Linked DNA regions of Homo sapiens: region 1 is linked to region 2. Evidence: chromatin loops called from intact Hi-C (ENCODE). Cell type or tissue: IMR-90. All regions are shown on one strand. Links, peaks and the distances in the headings refer to the core of each region. The heading gives the core; the rest is flanking DNA.

Evidence for each region. Peaks named below come from ENCODE experiments on the same cell type or tissue, not always from the same donor. Only the 100,000 strongest peaks of a DNase experiment are listed, where the experiment ranks them.
Region 1: a loop joins it to region 2, with 2.6 times the contacts of the local background. A loop is called at or near these places in 3 of 110 quality-filtered maps.

The regions. Positions count from the first base shown.
Region 1 is chr3:70,072,177-70,079,468 of GRCh38, forward strand. It overlaps a transcript of SAMMSON not described here. Among named protein-coding and RNA genes, the nearest start is that of SAMMSON, 76 kb to the left of the region's middle. In IMR-90, for the core only: no CTCF peak of the experiment used is centred there; no DNase peak of the experiment used is centred there; H3K27me3 peaks cover 936 bases.
Region 2 is chr3:70,510,566-70,519,090 of GRCh38, forward strand. No RefSeq gene overlaps it. Among named protein-coding and RNA genes, the nearest start is that of MDFIC2, 200 kb to the left of the region's middle. In IMR-90, for the core only: no CTCF peak of the experiment used is centred there; no DNase peak of the experiment used is centred there; H3K27me3 peaks cover 757 bases.

The DNA of each region.
Region 1 (7,292 bases), core at 884-4,883, 440 kb before region 2:
CTCATCAAAGTTGTTCCAGGTTTTTTCTGGGTTTACTGAAACTCCAAATCGACTACTCAGATCAAAACAATTAGTGAAGTCTAAGGTATTCTTAATTCCTGAAATGAAAACAGAATGGACGTTCGGGACGTTCTGTTTTGCTCTGGCTACCCGCTTGGCTTCTCGCTCAGAATATTCTTGCTCTCAAGTTAGTTCCAGTTCTGTTTATTTTGTCCTGAGCTCAGTGAACTTTCCAAAGCCCTACTCTTCAAACAACACTTTTTTTCCCCCGCCCCGTGAGCTGGAGTTTATTTTGTGCTCACCCTTCATTCTGTGAGTTGTGAATAATTTTAACACAAAGAAAAAAAAATCTCCTCCTGACCACGGAGAGAAGAGGGGATTTTAGAATAAAGATAAAAATTGCTGTTTTAGCCCCCAAAGCAAAGGACTTGGGAAAGAAGAGAAAAGGGGGGAAAATAGAACAGCAAAGGAAAAAAAAAAAAAAAAAAAACAGAAAAAAATTTTTTATAAGGGTGTCAGTACAAAACAGGTGTTTGATGAAGCTCAAGCAAAACAAATGACAAAGTTAGCATTGAAAGGCCAAATACGTGATACACATTTAAACTACTTAGGTAAATTTATTTATGAAATAAATATGCAGTTTTTCAAATTTGAACATGGAGCAAATGTTTACAGATTGAAACTTATCATTTCTTGATTACCAGTATGAAGTAGGGCAATAGTCCTATTGAAAGCCATTCTTAATTGGGCTCATTGTAAATGTTTGGTTAAAAGAAAAGATTAAAGTGAGCTTTGGCCTCTGTGGAATGCTGAGGCTGGTGAAATTTCTGGTTCTAGCATTATCCTCAAATTGTCTCACAGAGAATTATATTTTACAAAGTTAGAAGGCGGAAGAACCCTACTCTTTGTTTTAGGTTTGCCTAGCATCCAGTCAGAGATGGGTAAATAAGGACAGAACCATGGGACTCCAGTGGCCTTACTTAGGAGGCCCATACTAATGGCAACGGCAAGACAGTGCTACATAGACATAAATAATCTGTGATTGCAGATGTGCAGGTACAGTATAAAAAAATTATTCTATCCTTATAGTCTTAGGTGTTGGCACATTTCTTTTGAGCCCATGTATAGAAGAGGACAACATGAAAAATGAAATATTCAAGCCGTGGAGAAAAAGAAAATATATTGTTGTATTTTATTTATGGAATGCCCACTATGTGCTGGTTCTCTACTGGCCCTAGAGAAGTACAGCTGTGATCAAGACAGACATAGTTCCTGCCCCCATGGAGCTTACAATCTATCGCAGAGCTAGACCAGGGAAAAGAGTATGAAGTGTGTAGAATGAGAAGTAGAGAGTGTTACAGGAACACCCAGAAAACTAAGGTTATTGGTTTAGTTGATTTTTCCCCCTCTTTTTTTCTTCCCTCTTTTTCCTCTTCACCGTCTCTTTTCCTCTTCCCTTTCTTTCTCTCTTTCCCCTTTCCCTCTCTCTTTGTTCCTCTCTTTCCCTCTTGATCTTTATTTTCCAAACAGAATTCAGCCAAACTCATTTTTTAAAAGAGAAACAGTCTAACATTATTTAGAAAGAGCAGCATATTATAAGTGGTTACAGCCATAGACTTGGAAGGGTGTGACCCAGATTGGAATCCTGGCTCTGCCATCAACTAGCCTGTATTCTTACTCAAAAGATATTATCTGTGTCTTCTTTTATTAAAAATAGGGCTAGAAATATGTACTTTTAGGAATTTATAGGAATTTTAGATGTGACCTTGTAAGTAAAGTCTCTGGCTTCCTTTCTAGCAGGTAGTGATCATGCTAAAATCGTTAGCTACTACCATATTATTATTATTACTATTACTATTATTATTTTTCTTTTTATTTTGTAGAAGCAATGTCTGTATTATACAACAGCTAAAAAATAGTGAATGATGATATTAATCAATTGAAAGAATTTTCTCCAAAAACAATGACTAGCTTTGGAATTACGTAATTCTTATGTTTTGTTTTGCCTATTCACAAAAGCTGTTGTTTTTGAATGTTAAATATAAAAACCATTTTCAATAAATAAATTTTTAGATAAGATACTAGAGCCATATTATTTACAATTGTGTTGTCTTTTCCTGTGAACAGTTTTAGGATTAAAGCTTGAGCCAAATTTCAATGAGCCCCTTTAGGAGATAGGGAAATTTATTAATACTTACTTTGATTCAAGAGTGATTGAGACATATTTCTTAATGCACCCATATAGAGTAATGTGATAGATTTTTGTGTGTTTCTTGTGAAATCAGTTGTACTGTATTAGAGACAAACCCTATGCAGGTGTGAATATGTATTTATATAATTTGATAGTGCTAAAGCACAAATTTATATAATTTGATAGCACTAATTCAAAAATTAAAATTGTTATAAATTTGTCCTTAATCAGGACATTTAAAAATCAGTCTTCGTGAACACTTTTAGATTCTGGAAGTGCTCACACTACATCCCCATGTACAAAAGGTGAAGGTGACATAATCACATGTAGAATTTAGATAGCCTCCTCTCTGGTTTGTACATAGTGTGCATGTCCCCCACCTCCAATCCCAGCCTAGGCTTTAGCATCATTGAACATCTCTCTTCCAGGAATGGTCCATTTACTCACATGCCTTCTGTTTTGCTTGTGTGGTCTGATCAGCCTGAAATGCCTTTCCCTGTCGGGATGAAATCTTACTTATCTTTTCAGGTCTGGTTCCAGTGTCGTCTATGGTGTGATTCATCTCCCAATACCCCTGGGTGCAATAAAACTGGTCCCTTCTTTGTACCCCGTAGCTCTTTGTTCCTCTCCTCGTATGTGATGGCTGTTTGAGCATCTTTTCACCCCTCCACACCAGGAACTCCTCAGTGAGTTCTTGAGATCTATGCCCTATTCACCTTTCCAGAAAATTTGATTCCTGTCTTCAAGGAGTTTCCAGTCTGGGCAAGGAAGCAGACATATAAACATGGAATTACGTTGCAATTTGGAAAGTGATGTAAAACAATTATCTAAATTAGTGTACACAGATGAGCACTAATTTACTAAAGAATCTTGCTTTTCTCATATAACAACTGAGCAGTCGGCATGTAGGTGTAGTCTGTTTCTTAAAATAGCAATGTTTTCCCAGTCTTCATATCAATATTTATGTTGTTACTCATGCTCTGTTAAAACAAAACAAAATAAAACAAAATCTCTCAAATGACATTGTATATCTAATGTTAGTGATGGGGAATTTAGGAGTCTGTTGAAAATTGTGACACATAGCAGGACTGATGCTTCATACTCCAAACCAAATAAAGTTTCACTGGACCTTAGCTGTAAGCTAAGACTTTAAGTGCCACTTATTTGTTGAGTTTTGCCACTCTAAATTGCTCAGCTTGGCACAAGATCTTTAAAAGAAGTTATAGTTCAATTGGTTTGTGGTTTATTTTCTATTATATTAAAATGACCTGCTTATATTAAAATGACATGCCTTTCAAAACCTACTAGTGCTTTAAAACATTGTTGTAGTGATAAAAGATTTCCAAATGTTATTCTGAAAAGCAAGGAAAAGGATTTCAGACAAACTCATAGCGCAGTATAGTGGATTATGTCGAGCTCCTGGATGTAGCTATAAAATCATCTTTTCTTTCATATAAGCCTAGAGTTTTGGGCTTTTGGAAAATGTTTTCTATAATTGTTATTTTTCGATACCTGTTTTTTTTTTTTTTTAATATTCATTCTGAGGTAGTCCTATTACAGTAGGCTCATAACACCATAACTTTACCCATATATAGCCAGGCAAAGCTTTCTGCTGTTAAGTAGAACTTATGAATACTTAAGAGAAGCAAAGCATTGCTATTCTTGAGCAAATTCGGAGAGTTTAGAAACATTATTTTGAAATGTGCTTCCTTTAAGTCAGAAGAACTTAATTAAGTTCCCAGGGTTAATTGTTTCTGAAGTGTTAACATGTCATTTGTCTATTCAAACTCCAAAGCAAATCTAATACGGGATTTAATAACCTGTTTATGTGAATAGAAATTTAGGGTGAGGGTGGCGTGGGAGAAGAAGGAAAAGCTAATAGGCTTTTACCTAGTTAGTGGGTTTAAGGAAGAATTCTTTCTGTCTTTATTTGAAACAAAAGGTAAATCCTATGTTCAAAACTCCTTCTATTTGGGAGTATAAATTGGGATGACAAGGAAGTTTTGGAACAAAACAGTATTTTTACACTTTGTTCATTTCATATTTATCACTAGCTTGTTTGCTAATTTTCATTTGCAAGAGGCAATTCTTCCAGCTAACTGGGTGCCTCAATGGGCCACTGATTTCTTTGAAGTGACAGTCTGTAAATATGCATAAAAAAGGGATGCAATTAGCGTGTGTGTGGTTCAGTGCAGCCTGATTCCATTGGCAAGTTTACCCACAGTGTTGATAAGCTACATTATCTAGAAAATTGGCCGCTGAAAAACAGCACCTCTGATTGCCAGCAAAGGTTCCAGATAACAGGGTGCTGAAGAGAAATATAATTGAGGTTGAATATATTAACCAAGGTGTCACATGCTCCTTAGAAGCTCTAATTTATCAGCATGTTGGAATTTTTATTAACATTTGGAATGCGTTTCTACCACACTAATGAAGTGGAATTGGCAGTTCAGGTTTTAGTTATTGTCATTTCTGAGAAGTTAAATGTAATTTCTCGTTAGACACAGTTATGTAAATATATTTGTTCAGGGGCTGAAAAAAATTATACATTTTACAAAATACAGATATGTTGTTAAGAGGCAGTGTGACAAATCAGTGGTGGCTTGAGTCCTGAAAATCAGCCATGTATTTATGCTGCATTTTGTACATTACAGCTCTTCTTTGTGGGGGGAATTTGAGAGAAATGAAGGAAGCTTAATTTCATTAACTCTGTGACTGGCTCGCCTTTGTGAAAAACAGTTAAAATTAGCCACTGTTTTAGTAGGCTAGCACTTCTAAAAGGATTTTATGATTAAACTATTTTTTTAAATGAAAACTTGCTCAAATTATAAGGTGAATTAAGCTTTCATGGACGATATCTGCTTTTCTTTTTTCTATTCTTCTTGGAAATGCCCAAGATTTATATTCATTTTCTAATTCCAACAAATAGGTTTGAAAGATATTTGTTAACAAGACTATTAATTTCTATTATAAAAATAAATTGAGATGTGCAAATTTGAAATTATTTTAGATTGCATACATATGTGATAACACTATATGTTTTTTGAAGCAAGGAAATAAAAATCATAAACTTTGGGATAATGTTTCCTTGGGAATAAAGAGGAGGAAAGAGTCAGAGGTATCAGGGGAACATACACAGGCAGTTTCAGCTGTATATTAATAGCTACTAAGTTTGGTGATAGATTTTTGAGTGTCTGTTTTATTATGATAGTTCGTAATTACATATATGTAACATGTGTTTATATAGATCCTATATCAGAATATAAAACATTTTCAAAAGGAAATAACTCAATTTCTATTGACTCGTAAATTTTGTTTTCCCATGGAAATGATTATGAATTACAGTCTGTAGAGCACTGTGTATTTGTAACATGCTTAGTATTAGTTAATTGCACACATCTCCGACCTCAGGGAATGATGCCACATTTGTCCTCCATTAGTAATAGATACGCTGGTCACAAGGCATTGGTTCCCTAGAGACAAATGACCCACGGAAGAAATTCTCAGCTTTCCCTTTGCATTCACTCCTTAGCAACTGCCAGTCTTCTACTGTCCTATAGGGCTCCTGATTTCATTCCTTCTTCTTCTACTGGCTGCAACCACTCTTGGCATTCCTTGACCCCGTTTATCCCTGCTGCAATACTTCCGTGCATTTCACACACTTAACCTTTAGCCCTCAATGGTAAACTTCTCATCTCTATCACCTATCCCATCACATGTGTGTGGGGGGAAGATTTAGAAGATGGGGGTGGGGAGGAGTGGTGTTCCCTTTATTAGAAGGAACTTCTGGTTGGAATTGAACTTGACACAGGAGAATCTCATGCCCGTTGGACAGTTACTCTTAGGATACCCATTATGGTAGATGTAGTAAATTGTCGCTTAGCACACATTTTGCTTTTCTTCCAGTGTCACCAGTTAGATAGCAAAAATCTGTAATTCTCAGACTCTCTTGCAGCTAGGGTTCTGCAAAAAAATTAGGTTCACATAGGTGCATGCAGGTGCCGTTTGAAAGGTAATATTCTAAGTGTGGTTCACTAAGTCTCTGGGTGTGGAGTGGCAATGTGGTGGCCCTGATTCCAGATCATGCTTTTATCACTGTGTCTTTGAAATTAGCTGTTCTGTAGGCAGCCTTCAGATTCCCCACATTCTTGAGCAAGCAGATGTGGAGACTCCCCTGGCCCGCCAATTTTTCAGTGTGGTTACCTCGATTTATCTGCTTCTTTGGCCCTTCCTACAGTTTTGCAGGCTCTTATTTCTGTGTGTTAAATCCCTTTCTGCCCAAGTCCTTTACTTTTAAGCAACTGAACCCTGATCAATACCCCTGCAAATCTGGTTCAGATGACTCCGTAACAGGGCCAGGCCCAGAGTAAAGCAATACAGGCACCCATGGCACAAAACTTAAGTTGTTGGGCACGTTCAGGGTCATGGAAGTGTCTCTTTAAATTTTATGTCCTGGGCAACTCTCTTGCCTCACTTTAGTGCTGGCTCAGCTCAGTAAGCAAATAGCAGATGTTATTTATTTAAAAATAATTAAATCACATCTATAACAGATGTTGGCAAAATACAATCCATGGACTAAATCTGACCCACTGCCTGTTTTTGTAAATATAGTTCAGTTGGAACACAGCCGTGCTCTTCTTTTATGTACTATCTATGGCTGCTTTTGCACTGAAGAGCAGAATTGAGTAGTTGCAACAGAGACCGCAAAGCAGAAAATATTTACTCTCTGGCCATTTACAGAAAAAGTTTGCAGATTCATGCTCTATATGCTACTGTGGATATGCCTAAATGTGTGGGGTAAGACTGCCTGAGATCAAATTCTGGTTTCTCTATGAGTCTCTGGCTAAGTTGCTTAACTTCCATGAGTGGTGTGCTGGAATCACCCAAAACTTGTGGGTATCTCTTCTTAACTCTAGGTCCATTGATCATCTTGATAGCCTGAAATCAGCCATGGTGGGAGTATTTACTTTAGGAAAATTGGGAAATGCTACAAATCGAGGCTTCCCCAGAGACCCACGAACTGAACACTTGCTGCCTCTATAAGTATGGATGGACCCTGACTTATGATGGTGTGACTTATGATTTTTTTGACTTCACGATG
Region 2 (8,525 bases), core at 2,498-6,497:
GGCAGAGTAGTTCCAGATAAGTCATAACATTCAACCTTTTGTTCACATTTGTTTTTCCACGATATTTGTGATAATTGTAACTTGGACCAGTCAGTCTAAGATTAGCATTTCAGAGATGCATAAAGTAAATTTCCCCCACTTCCCTATGATGATCTTTTAAATATAATAAATAGTTTTTCTTCTGTCTCCTCTCACATAATCATTTCTACAAGGAAAATCTGATTCTTCTGTTTTTATCACAATAGGAGACTTACCAACTTACTTGATATTTATTTCTTATATATAGAAATATCGACTTATCAAAAATGAAAGCAAGCGCTTGGCTTTATCCAGTTTAACACTGTTATAAAGGCGGGAATTAGAAAAGGTATTTCAATGCTGTATCATTGGCACGTAGCCAGTAATCAGCAGATAGAGGAACATCGAAAAGAATTAGCAACACATTTATTAGACTTTTTAAATAATACAAAGGGAGGAAGAAAAAAAGATAAAACCAGGAAACTGAGAATTTAAAAGTAAAACAGTTTAAGTTTTATGGTTGGATGAAAGTGGAAGGGAAGTTTTCTCGTCTCGTTCTGTGCGATTCAGGCTTTCTGGAGCATGGCATTCTCTTCTGCGTCCCGTAGTTCATCAGAGACCTTTAAGATTGAGCAAAGACGAAAGAATGACCAAAACCATTAGAATCTTTGAAGCTTCTATTAATAATTTGAGAAATTATCAAAGATGTTGGGATGTTAAGCTCGAAGAACTGTAGGAGTTTAAAAGCCTTCTTCAAATAACAACTGGATTACAAACCTGGCATTATGAAAGTGTGTACTTGGGCACCCTTATCAGCCCTAGTTTACAGTTGAGAAAGCTGCAGCACAGAGAGATTAAGTAACGTGTCTGATGGTGACACAGTTAATGCCACAGGACTTTTCCTCTCAGCTTGAAAGAGCAACTTCAAGGAATGTATATCCCCAAATTTTTAAGAAGCAGTTTTCCCATTAATGAAGAAATGAAACTTATTCTAAATCTTTGCCACAACACACTTGGCTCCATTCACCCAGCTCGTGGCTTTTCTCTCAAGCATCACCCGCTGAACCTTACCTTATTTTACTTTGTTAGTTTGTTTTTGAGCTTGCATAAGTTCTGCTAGTAAATGTTTGTGAAATTGTTCATGTTTTTGTTGCCTTAGATAGTAGAATTTACTGTAGTAGAATTTATTTTCTACTATAACAATTTTATACAGTAAAATAATTTTATAATTTTATGCATGTATAATATAGGGAAATAATATAATAATTTTACACATATAAATAGCCTTTGCACTCTTAGTCTCCACAACCTACACTCTGCTTTGGGGGCCGGGGGAGAGTGGTGAATTAGGGCTTGAAGAAGGACAGAGGATAATTTAGAAATGTAAAGAAAGCAGCGTTGCTCTGTTTAAAGAGGAGTTAGGAGGCCACAAACTCTGGCTCTGGAAAATTCTGAGCTTAGCAAAAGACAGCTTTTGAATCACCAAATGTTGCTCTTGCCCCCGCCAAAAGACCACATTTAATTAATCCAGGTAAATGCCTGTCTATTTATTATATTGCCAGGGCTAAAAAAAAAAAAAAAAAAAAAAGGAAAGGAAAAAGGAATGTAATGGTCTTTCTGCTCCAGAGAATGTTAATTATTTATCCTGATGCAAACATAATTACCTGGCAATTCGTGGAAATCAAAAAATGTGGCATTAGACAGAATGAAATAATTAAAATATATTGATAATGAGCACACACTGCTATATTGACCCAACGATGGTTAAGATACCAAAGATGCGCTCTTCAGAAGGGTATTATTTTGTAATTAAAAAGAACTGTAGAAAAAGAAACTGAAGACATGATAATTATACAGTGCATTCAGCGTAGTTGTCAGTAGAAATGCCATTTAAGGAAAATAATACCATGTTAAAAAGAAGTTAATGTGGAAAAAAAACCTGAAAAGGAACCTACTGTTGATACAAGTAGGATCAATTATACGTGTCTGGAAGGCAATAGTTATTTGTGATAGATTTTTAAATACTAGACACTGGAAATAGTTTCATGATCAGCGTCTTGTTTTTATTGGAGGTGGAAGGTTCATCATTTCACATATTCATCATCACTGACCTTCCTTATCCAGGCTTTCTTCTCCAGAATCGACGCTATCACTCATGATCACAGAGTATATTTTTTTCTTGGTTCTTAAATTTGATGTTATTTGAGAGTGTCTGATGTTCCTCATCCATAGTAGATCTGTCATTGCCCTCATCATGCTGAGGGACATAGTACTGTTTATATTTTTAAGGGCAGAAAGGCTTGATTTGATCAATCCAGTGGGGAAAAAATAACTCAGAGTCATTCCTGGCATCAATCAAGGCAAAAATTCTTTCACTCTTTCAGCTTCCTTCCAGCTGGGTGGGCATCCTCTTGGTGGAAAGTACTTGCTACAAAAAGAATGAGTGGTTTGGACTAACCTACGTCTAGTCTTTTTGATGATTTTGAGATTAAGCCAAATATTTTCATTGACGAAAAACATGAAGAATTATAAACAGCTAGCCACGTATGTGAACAATCCTAACTGATCATTGAACATCGAGTTAAAGTGTTTAGAATTTTGATTGGGTATAATGACAGGAATTCAGGAATAATTTTGCATAGTCTGATATCCATATTTATTGCCGACTTGACATCAAGGCACAATAAAGAGATAAGCTTTCATTCCATTTAAATGGAGAATGCATTTTAAACTATCCCAAGTCTCTACAATCTCTAGAGGAAAGCCTTCAAAATTTAAGACCAGTGTGTTGGTTTATCTGGTTCTAAGATAGACCTCATGACAGGCAGGCAGTTTTCAGAGGCAGGAATAAGATGAACTATAGACTGATAAGATTTAACTCAGTCAGCCTAGGTCCTACAGTTTTTAAGACTTAGATGGTGTATCTTTCAAATCAAGCCAATTCAGTAAATATTTAAGTGTTTCCTGTGTGTGAGGCACTCTTGGGATGGAATGGCAAGTTGGTCTCGTGGAGACACTCCCAGCATACTCCCTAGAGCATCCTCCCACATTGGGCGGAACCCATTAGTTTCCTCCTGCACTTTCAGGTCTCATCACAAATGTCGCTGACAAATAAAAGGCTTCTCTCTCACTCTGCAAATGGCAGGGCTGCTTGCCCCTGCTTTCCATGGTTCATGGTTCCTCAGGTGCACCCTCACAGTTACGATATTATTTGCATGTTCACTGCACATTTCCTTGCTTGTTCACTGACTGTCTCTCTTCCTAGGCTACAAATTCCACCAGGACGTCTCTATTGCCATTCCCATTCTGAACACCTGGAACAGAGATATAAATCAATAAATATTTATTAAGGAAGGAAGGAAAGGAGGGAGGGAGGCAGAGGTTCATAAAGTCAGGGAGATCATCTAGGACACAATTTAAGTATCTAGGCAACAAATTATCAGTGTCTCCAAAGGTACCTTATGGGGGAGGAAGATTTTCCTAAACTATCTCTTTCTAAATTTCATAAAATCTTGTCAAAAATATAACTCATTATACTTCATATCAACTTATATTCTTGCTCAAAGCCACCAAGACTATTAATAGACTAACAAATGCTTTTCTTAGGAGAAAGTACCTTGTATGCTTTTTATAATATTTTTTCTGATTATTAATGTATATTCAACGTAAAACATTTGAAAACTATATACAAATAAAAAGATGAAATCATAGTCCAATCCATAAGCCTGTCACCAAGAAATCGGGTGTTTTTTAGCACATTGGCATGTTTTTTTCATGTCTTTTTTCTATGCTTGTCTGTGTCATATATTTAGTTGAGACTGTGAAGTATATATGCAATTTGTTATTTAATTTTTTTCACTTAACATAATGACATAATTTTCTCCTACCAATAATCAGTCCTGTATTATTGGGTATTTATAGTATTTCCATTTTTTCAGCATTATATATGACACAGTGAACCTAATATACCATGGAAAATTGGAGTATAATAAAAGTGTTTCCAACAAATTTAGGCTGCCATCATTATTATGTGCTTATATATCAGGTAAAACTGAATGCATGTCCTTCGACTTTCAGTTTTCCAGAAAAAACTAAACTGAAGTATCAATAAAAAGAAATGAATAACCAAAAAATCCAGGAAAGTTGTGGCTACCATAACATGTTAAGTGTATGTCAAATGAAAAACATGATTTGAATTTGGCCTCTTTTGTTATTCCTAACTGCATGGCTTCATCCAAACAACAATACAGTTCAATATTTAGTGAAGAGATGTCTTGACATGTGATTTGAAGGCACAACTTTATTTTTATTTTGATTATTTTCCCTGTGTTTCAAATGAGGTTTATCGTGTGAGTGAGGGATAACCAGGAAAGGGCAAACGGAGCTGTGTTTTGCCCATGATATAGACACAGATTCCCCAAACTGTCTCCCTAGAATTTTTCCAGAGTCCTTAGTTCATCCTACTCTCCAATGACTAATTCTTTCCCCTTGCAAATCTTTACCAAAGATGATTTTGTAGCCTCAACTGATAAGCCACTATGAAGGATATTCAGTAAGTTGAGAGTTCATCAATGCTGTAAAAACACCTTTGAAATGCACAAACCAGAAAGCTCATGTGTGTCAATAGATATTGAAGCTAGGTGGAAAAAAAAAAGCAAAACAAAACAAAACAAAAAAACCTCCAAGCATTGGGTAGTATTTTTGACCCCAGCTGGTCAAATACAAGAACTTGCCTGTGGTGTTCATGAAGAATAAAATACAAGTAGTTTATATTACATGAGGGTACCATAGATATGTTCATCTGATGGTGACTTTCATATGCATTTCAGCTGTGTAATCAAAGACAGGTACAAATAAACCCAAGATATGCATGTGTATAGCTTCTTTGGTCTGTTTATTTGGGTGTTCCTCAGGGCCCCTAAACCCTTCGGAAGCTCCAGCATCCTGCATTTACTTAAAGTCACTGTTTCTCCACGTCATGAGAAACAGGCTATGCTTGTCCTTAGAATCTGTCTCTTTCTAAGAAAGAACAATTTTAGAGAATGCCAGAGGACCAACATCTTGGTGATTAACCAGATTTGGAAAGCAAAGAAAGCTCACTAGGGTTTGAGAGTCTCTTAAGTGTTTCTCTACAAATGCTCAGTTAAGAAGTTCTATCCTTGTAGAGCTTTTCCTTGCATTTCACGTGTAACAGGAGAAACCAAAGGAAGTTATGTGGGAAATAATTTCTTGCATTATAAGGACATTCTTCCTTTCATGGTAGTTATTGAAAAACTGAACATTAATTATTTAAACCCTTAACCCCAAACTTTTTGCTTTTAGTTGCAATAATTAATTCCAGTTAAACATCACACATTAAGCATAGAGGCAAAAAAAAAAAAAGGCAACTGAATGATCACAGTCATATTTAGTTTCCCAAATACCTCTGTAACCCTAATTAGTTTTTCATTAATGTGTTCTGTGGAATCTTTTTAAAAGAGTAGAAATGTCCTTATCTCTGTAGAGTTATATGTTGATTGCCGAAGGTGATTTTTCTGACGAATCCCACACATTCGTGGGAAACAATTTGTCTTTGTGTCAGAAGGAACTCCTTGAACAACTTGGGGTGAGGCTAGAGAACAGCAGCACATGTTTGCCTGAAGTCTTACCTGGAGATATGGCCGGGCTTATGTTACACAGGCTTCAGCTGTATAAATACATCATGCCATCTGCACATGGCAGGGGAATTGAGCCTGTGGAAGCTCAAGACCTGTGTCAGTGTTTTCACAGAAGGACTGTTTATGAACAGATGTTATGTGGTGTTTTTCACAGAAAATGGACTCTGGAGAGAGAAAATGTCTATCAATTACTGAGGTATTATGTATAACAGCAATTTTTAACCTTGAGAATACTTTTAAAGTTCTCGGTAAAATATTTTCAACTGTGGCCACTTTCTTTGTCTCAACGAGGATTCAACCTCTTGTCGTGGGCGCACTTCCCATTGTAATGTTCTTTGGAGATCTCTCAGTTGGTGAGATTGTGTTCTGTCTGACACAAGGTACACCCAATGTTCTGATCCATTCATGACTGCAAAACCTTTCAATCTGTGTGGAAACTGCTTGTCATTTTCTTCTCTTTTCTTTTCCTGATAGGATAAGACTTTAAAATCAAACTGTAGGATTGAATGACCATTTAGGTTTCCTTGTTATCATGTGTTCTTGATGTTTTTCATGTAAAAAGACATGGTAATTGATCTAAATGTTAATTATGCTCTGGACAATTAAGCATTCAGAGATCTACAAAATAAATTTATTCTCTATAGCATGCTTCCTAGATTAAATCTAAGACACTTACCATGAGGTGGAGGTCCAGAATGCTTCAGGGCCAGCACTCCAGAGATGGAATTATCTCCAACAGCCACACCAAGAGCACTGAAGCCCCTTTGTGACCTGTTGACAGACACCATGTTTTGCATAATATATATATTTTCATTTTCCCTTAGCTTTCTTATTATTTATTCAATAAATCCTTTTTTCTTGCTGACAGCAGTTGTATTTATAAAGCTAAACCCAACACAGCAAAATGTTCATCACTTTATAAACTAAATGCTAATGTTTTATTTATGTGCAATGAAGAAAGAAAAAAAGAACTGAATTGATGTTTACCTTACAAGCAGCACAAAAGTGCAGTACCATAATAGTGGAGTTCATAAGCATTCTGGCTTGTAATTTTGGGTGTCAACATTTGAATTGCAGAAAGAGTTTATGCAGACATAGCACGTACACAAGTGCAGTTTAGATCCACATCTATAAAAATAACATCTGTTTAAGCATACATTACATTTAAAAATAACTGTACAGTGATCAGCTGGTTAAGTACAGTTAACCAGATGTCGTTTTAAAGGGCCAGATGGAACTATGAAACTAAGATTGAAAAATTAAAAAATACTGTGAAAGGTCAAACCAATTAAGCAACCTGTTTTGTTGGCATGTAACAGTTAAAAAGTAAGTTAAACTACTTAAGGAGTGAGCAATATGAAGATGTAGCAGTTAAAACCAGGTCTTGCTCCTCTGAGGACAAAGAGAAAAATCCAGGCTAGAGTTGCTCACTTACTGGAACTCAGGCCAACATCAGAAATGTGAATTTTCCTGTGGTTATCAGAGGCTGGGGAGTGGGAGGTTTGGGGAGCTGTTGGCCCAAAAATAGAAAATTTCAGTTAGACAGGAGGAATAAGTCCAAGAGATCTATCGCACAACATGATGATTATAGTTAATAAAAATGTATTGTATACTTGAAAATTACTAAGAGAGTGGATTTTAAATGTTTTCTCCACAAAAAAAAAAAGATAAGTATGTAAGGTAATACATATGCTTGATTTAGCCATTCCACAATGCAGTATTTCAAAACATCATGTTGTATACCATAAATACAAACAATTTTTATTTGCCAGTTAAAAAATTATTTTTTAAAAAAATTGAAAAATAAATGTGAATTTCTGTTGAGATGATTCGGAATTGTCTTCACTATATTTTCAATATATGTTTTCAAACAAAAATTAAAACTTCTGTTACAAAGTCACAGGACCCAATAAAATTCTCCAAAGTATAAGCTTTTCCCAAGTTAAGCATTTTAACATAACGGTGGATAAGACTAAACATATGAATATATGACTTAAGTAATAAATCTGATCCTTAAGAGTGAGAAATCTGATGATTTTCTAAGAAGCTCAAATTGATTATTTTTCTTTCCTCATGTTGGATATCACATGCAATGAAAAAACGAGGCAAATATTTATGGAATATCTATACTGAGGCAGGTTCTGTTACAAACATGTTCACATACATCAGAGGTCACAACGGGTGCCTCCCTCCGCTTATTTGGCCTGCAGATGTGTTTTGTTTGGCTTGCACAGTGCTTTAAATTTGAATTAATTGCCAAAAACTAAAAATTGTGAGGTTTCACATAAAAGTCCGGATTTCCAGCTTCCCGGAAAACCTGGCAACACCAGGTCCACATTTTTTCCATTGCAAAAACTCACTGGAGCCAAATAGGAACAGCTGCCTCTTTAGAGGGACAGAAAGTCTCAAGTTTGTCACAGACACCACCAGTCCCTTCAAATCAGAGACTGCATGCCAGTTGCCATTTACTGCCTTCTACCTAGCCCACTTTACTCAGAGTAACTTCGAGTTTCCAACTCTAATAGTCGTCAACTCCCTTAATCCCCACAGTCAACCTTATAAAGGGAGTACCGTTTGTTATTAATATTTTACAAAAAACTAGAGACAAGAGAATCCTACTAACTCCTCTGAGTCACACAGTTGGTAACTACCAGAGGCAGAATTCAAATTTGAGTCTGGTGTTTCTAATATTCCTAATATGTAAGTCTTTATACAGCCAAAGTATCAGAATTCTTATCTTTGATCATGTGTGGGGCAGCAGGCACTATTCATCAGAAATGAAATAAATAGATCTACTAGAAAATAATTGTTGACCATACACAGCAGACAATTTAGTGCTGACCTTTGTCC